2 separate regions of the Homo sapiens genome follow, and region 1 is linked to region 2. A link is a loop called in an ENCODE intact Hi-C map of the cell type or tissue named here. Cell type or tissue: GM12878. All regions are shown on one strand. Links, peaks and the distances in the headings refer to the core of each region. The heading gives the core; the rest is flanking DNA.

Evidence for each region. A loop is a pair of places that touch in the nucleus more often than their neighbours do. Peaks named below come from ENCODE experiments on the same cell type or tissue, not always from the same donor. Only the 100,000 strongest peaks of a DNase experiment are listed, where the experiment ranks them.
Region 1: a loop joins it to region 2, with 4 times the contacts of the local background. A loop is called at or near these places in 15 of 110 quality-filtered maps.

Annotation. Positions count from the first base shown.
Region 1 is chr18:58,614,673-58,617,416 of GRCh38, reverse strand. The region is part of intron 1 of ALPK2 (alpha kinase 2); the gene reads left to right. Among named protein-coding and RNA genes, the nearest start is that of ALPK2, 13 kb to the left of the region's middle. RefSeq lists an enhancer at 1,805-1,874. In GM12878, for the core only: no CTCF peak of the experiment used is centred there; DNase peaks (open chromatin) are centred at 1,516 and 2,031; H3K27ac peaks cover 1,481 bases.
Region 2 is chr18:58,534,965-58,537,990 of GRCh38, reverse strand. It overlaps ALPK2 (alpha kinase 2), which reads left to right. Exons shown (of 13, transcript NM_052947.4): 5 at 1-3,026. Among named protein-coding and RNA genes, the nearest start is that of ALPK2-AS1, 21 kb to the left of the region's middle. RefSeq lists enhancers at 1,432-1,491, 2,052-2,251, 2,312-2,531, 1,450-2,649, 2,642-2,691 and 1 more. In GM12878, for the core only: a CTCF peak has its summit at 1,304; DNase peaks (open chromatin) are centred at 1,169, 2,170 and 2,540; H3K4me3 peaks cover 2,383 bases; H3K27ac peaks cover 2,500 bases.

The DNA.
Region 1 (2,744 bases), core at 1-2,500, 80 kb before region 2:
CCAGGAGTTTGAGACCAGCCTGGCCAACATGGTGAAACCCCGTCTCTACTAAAAATACAAAAATTAGCCTGGCGTGGTGGTGCACGCCTGTAATCCCAGCTACTCAGGAGGCTGAGGCAGGAGAATCGCTTGAACCCGGGAGGTGGAGGATGCAGTGAGCTGAGATCGTGCCATTGCACTCTAGCCTGGGCGACATAGTGAGACTCTCTCAATAAATAAATAAATAAATTCAAATACAAATAAAAAGAAACTTGCCACAATCCACTGTTTAGGGAAAATCTCTCTCAAACTGTTTTTTCTCTGCTCTCCCACCACCACAACAACAATCATCAACACGGAAGAAGAGGAAGACTTCCGTGACCAAAGTTGTGGTGGATTTACCCCATACGCCAAGCTGCAGACACTGGTGGGTGTTCTCGGCTTCAGTTCTGACTCTGTCCACCTGGAGATAGTGTCAGATCCCACAGGTTGTGGGCCCAGTCCCCAAGGCTACTCCTCACCCACCCCCCAAGCCCCCGGAACACCAGCTGCAAGTCAAGGCTTCTGGAACTTCTGACTGACTGGCTTCAAGTTGGGGTTCCCATGAGCACCTCTTGGGGTTAATTTGCCAGAGTAGCTCACAGAACTCAGGGAAACACATTTACTGGTTTATTACAAAGGTTATTTTAAGGATACAAGTAAACTGCCAGATGCAGAGAACCACAGGCGATTTTGCAGAGATCCATAGGCGATTTGCAGGAGCTTCTGTCCCCATGGAGTTGGGATGTGCCACCCTCCCAGTGTGTGGATGAGTTCTTCACCTCCTGTCAGCCTCCACGTGTTCAGCTCTCTGGAAGCTCCCCAGACCCTGTCCTTTTGGGTTTTTATGGAGGCTTCGCTACATAGGCACGATTGACAACTATGTAGAAATGTGATTGGACAAAAAGCACCTGATCTGAACCCAGCAAGGCCTGTCTGTTCAGACTTTTCTTGGCATTCGTTTCTCTGTGTGGCATTCTTTCCTCTAGAGTAAGAGGCAGGAATGAGGGTCTTTTGGAATAAGGGCCTTTTGACCACAGAGTCCTGCCTTGGACAGGTAAAAGAAGGATAGAAGGTCAGAGAGAGAGATTCTGTTTCCCAAGGCCAAAAGTGCCCCAACATTATAACAAGGACTATGGGAGTTAGGAGCCAGGAACTGTGGATGGAAACCAATAAATATACAGATATATCATAACACCATAACCACACAGCAAAAAAAGAAAAGAAAAAAGGCAAATCCAGCATTCTTTCCAATTAACACATTGTTTTCCCAAGGTCATCTGTGAAGCCTACCACAAACTCCTCCACTAATACCAATAATTCAATATTGATTGTTCATCTCTAGCAGAGAATGATAAATCTGTCATCAAGGGTTCTCACCTTCAGAGAAGCCACGAAACACGAGCCACAGCCTGACTTAACTGTCCTTTTCCTCTCCAGAGTACAGTCAGTGCTCTGTGGCTCAGATATGTGGTCACTAAACTGACTATGTGAGTCAAATAGTGTGTGTTTGTCAGTATTTTCACATGTGGGACAACACTGTCAGGAAGTCATCACCTGGGGAGGAGTCACAGATGACACAGAAGCTCCTCAACGTCAGCCCAGCTCTTGACAGCTGGATTTATCCTTTCCTCCTTCTCCATCCATAGCAGTGATCTCCAGGAATGAGAATGGAAGGTCATGTCCTGTAAATTACTATTGCAGGTGACAATTACACCCAGAGACATTTTTACACATTAGTTGGTATATCACTTTAAAAAAGAATCATTGTGGTAACCCACAGCAGAAAAGGAAACTGATGAAACAAGTGAACTCTTTCCTTATACTACGCTGATTACCATTATGAAAACTAATTATGTAACAGATATTTACAAGGCAATTGACATACATTATTCTAATCCTTAGACTATTATCATTCCCTCCTTTTACAGATGAGAAGGTAGGTTCAATGCCTTGCCTTATAATTGGCAGAGCTGGATGTAGATTTGTTCCTGGCAGGTGGCAAAGCCTGTATTGTGTTCACAGTTCTATGGGGCCTCCTGGTCAGGAGGGTGTTTTCTTGCTATGAGAGCTGCCCTGCCCGCCACTGTCCCCCTCCATTTGAGTAACTTCCCTAGGAATATGAAGAGTGGGGTAGTCATCCCTCTGTCTCAACAGTTGCTTCTGAAAAGCATTGCTGATTGGCCACAAAAAGGAATGAGGTACTGATACAGGTGACAATATGGTCAAACCCCAAAAACATTGTGTTAAGTGAAAGCTTCTATTTATATAAAATGTCCAGAATAGGCCGGGCTCTGTGTCTTCTGCCTATAATCCTAGCATTTTGGGAAGCCAGGTGGGAGGATTGCTTGAGCCCAGGCATTCAAGACCAGCCTGGGCAATGTAGTGAGACCCTGTCCCTACAAAAAAAAAAAAAATCCATAATAGACAAATACATACAGACAGAAAGTAGATTAGTGATTGCCTCTGGCTGTGTGTGTTGGGGGGGAGGGTGGAAATGGGGAGATGAGGAGGTAAAAGGGGTGTAGGGATTCTCTAGAGTAATGAGAATGCTCTAAAATGGATTGTGGTGACGGTTGCACAATTCTGAATATAGTGAAAGCCATTGAATTGTACAACTTAAATGAGTAAATTGTGTATGGTATGGTAATTATATCTCATTAAGGCTGTAAGAGAGCTGGGCATGGAGGCTCAAGCCTCTAGTCCCCACTACTCAGGAGGCTGAG
Region 2 (3,026 bases), core at 219-2,718:
TTCAGGGAAGACCTAAAATATGAGCAGAGCATCTCAGAAGCCAATGATGAGACTATGTCCCCAGGTGTGTTCTCAAGGCATCTCCCCAAGGATGCTCGTGCTGACTTCAGGGAGCCTGTGGCTGTCTCTGTTGCTTCCCCTGAACCCACAGATACTGCCCTCACCCTGGAAAATGTGTGTGATGAGCCAAGGGACAGAGAAGCAGTGTGTGCAATGGAGTGTTTTGAGGCTGGTGACCAAGGAACGTGTTTTGATACCATAGATTCTCTTGTTGGGAGACCAGTTGATAAATATTCGCCTCAAGAAATTTGCTCTGTAGATACGGAACTGGCAGAAGGTCAAAACAAAGTATCTGATTTATGTTCTTCTAATGACAAGACACTGGAAGTCTTTTTTCAGACACAAGTGTCTGAGACTTCAGTGTCTACGTGCAAAAGCAGCAAGGACGGCAACTCAGTCATGTCCCCTCTTTTTACCAGTACTTTCACCTTGAACATTTCACACACAGCTAGTGAAGGTGCCACAGGAGAAAATCTAGCCAAGGTGGAGAATTCCACCTACCCACTGGCCTCCACAGTACATGCTGGCCAGGAGCAGCCAAGCCCCAGCAACTCAGGAGGGCTTGATGAAACACAGCTCCTTTCTTCTGAGAACAATCCTTTAGTGCAATTTAAAGAAGGAGGTGACAAGAGCCCCAGTCCTAGTGCCGCAGACACCACAGCCACACCAGCCAGTTATAGTTCAATTGTGAGTTTTCCTTGGGAGAAGCCAACAACATTAACTGCTAATAATGAGTGCTTTCAAGCGACCAGGGAGACTGAGGACACATCAACTGTTACCATTGCCACCGAAGTCCACCCAGCCAAATACCTTGCTGTGTCAATTCCTGAGGACAAGCATGCAGGTGGCACTGAGGAGAGGTTCCCTCGTGCATCCCATGAAAAGGTTTCCCAATTTCCTTCCCAAGTGCAGTTGGATCATATTTTAAGTGGTGCTACCATCAAATCTACAAAAGAGCTACTTTGCAGGGCACCCAGTGTGCCAGGAGTCCCACACCATGTCCTGCAGCTCCCAGAGGGAGAGGGTTTCTGCAGTAATTCCCCTCTTCAGGTTGATAACCTGTCTGGAGATAAGAGCCAGACTGTGGACAGAGCAGACTTTAGGAGCTATGAAGAGAATTTCCAAGAAAGAGGAAGTGAAACAAAGCAGGGGGTCCAGCAGCAGAGCCTGTCCCAGCAGGGTTCTCTTTCTGCACCTGATTTCCAACAAAGTTTGCCTACGACATCTGCTGCACAAGAGGAAAGAAACTTGGTGCCCACGGCCCACTCACCCGCAAGCTCTAGGGAAGGAGCAGGGCAGCGCTCAGGTTGGGGGACGAGGGTCTCCGTGGTGGCTGAAACTGCTGGGGAAGAAGACAGTCAGGCTCTGAGCAACGTTCCATCTCTCTCTGATATCCTTTTGGAAGAGTCTAAAGAATATAGACCTGGAAATTGGGAGGCAGGCAACAAGCTGAAGATTATAACTCTAGAGGCTTCCGCTTCTGAAATCTGGCCACCACGACAACTGACAAATTCTGAGAGCAAGGCATCAGACGGTGGTCTCATAATTCCTGACAAGGTCTGGGCTGTACCTGATAGTCTAAAGGCAGATGCTGTTGTGCCTGAATTGGCCCCCTCTGAAATAGCAGCATTGGCTCACAGTCCAGAGGATGCTGAGTCAGCCCTTGCTGATAGCAGAGAAAGCCATAAAGGCGAAGAGCCCACCATCAGTGTACATTGGAGAAGTCTTTCTTCCCGGGGTTTCAGCCAACCCAGACTCCTGGAGTCATCCGTGGACCCTGTAGATGAAAAGGAGTTATCTGTCACAGATTCACTGTCAGCGGCTTCTGAAACTGGAGGGAAGGAAAATGTTAACAATGTGAGTCAAGACCAGGAGGAAAAACAACTCAAGATGGATCACACTGCCTTCTTTAAAAAGTTTCTGACCTGCCCTAAAATCCTAGAGTCCTCTGTAGATCCCATTGATGAGATAAGTGTGATAGAGTACACCAGGGCTGGAAAACCAGAGCCCTCTGAAACCACACCACAGGGCGCCAGAGAAGGGGGTCAATCAAATGACGGAAACATGGGCCACGAAGCGGAAATCCAGCCGGCCATTTTGCAAGTTCCATGTCTCCAGGGAACCATTCTGAGTGAAAATAGAATCAGCAGAAGCCAAGAAGGCAGTATGAAGCAGGAGGCTGAACAAATTCAACCTGAGGAGGCAAAAACTGCCATTTGGCAAGTCCTGCAACCCAGCGAAGGCGGTGAAAGAATTCCAAGTGGATGTAGCATAGGCCAAATACAAGAAAGCAGTGATGGGAGCTTAGGGGAGGCTGAGCAAAGCAAAAAGGACAAAGCAGAATTGATTTCCCCCACTTCACCTCTTTCTAGTTGTCTTCCAATAATGACTCACGCTTCTCTTGGGGTTGACACGCACAACTCCACAGGCCAAATTCATGACGTCCCTGAAAATGACATAGTTGAGCCCAGAAAGCGTCAGTATGTGTTTCCTGTTTCACAGAAAAGGGGAACTATTGAGAATGAGCGTGGGAAACCTTTGCCCTCTTCTCCTGATCTTACCAGGTTCCCTTGTACTTCATCTCCTGAAGGAAATGTCACAGACTTTTTGATAAGCCACAAAATGGAGGAACCTAAAATAGAGGTGCTTCAAATTGGGGAAACCAAACCCCCAAGCTCATCTAGCTCCTCAGCGAAGACCTTGGCATTTATTTCAGGAGAACGTGAGTTAGAGAAAGCCCCTAAATTACTGCAGGATCCATGTCAAAAGGGCACCCTGGGCTGTGCGAAAAAGTCCAGGGAGAGAGAGAAGTCCCTGGAAGCCCGAGCAGGCAAATCGCCAGGGACCCTCACAGCAGTGACGGGGTCAGAGGAGGTCAAGAGGAAGCCAGAAGCCCCAGGCAGTGGACATTTAGCTGAGGGAGTAAAGAAGAAAATTTTGTCCAGGGTGGCAGCACTGAGGCTGAA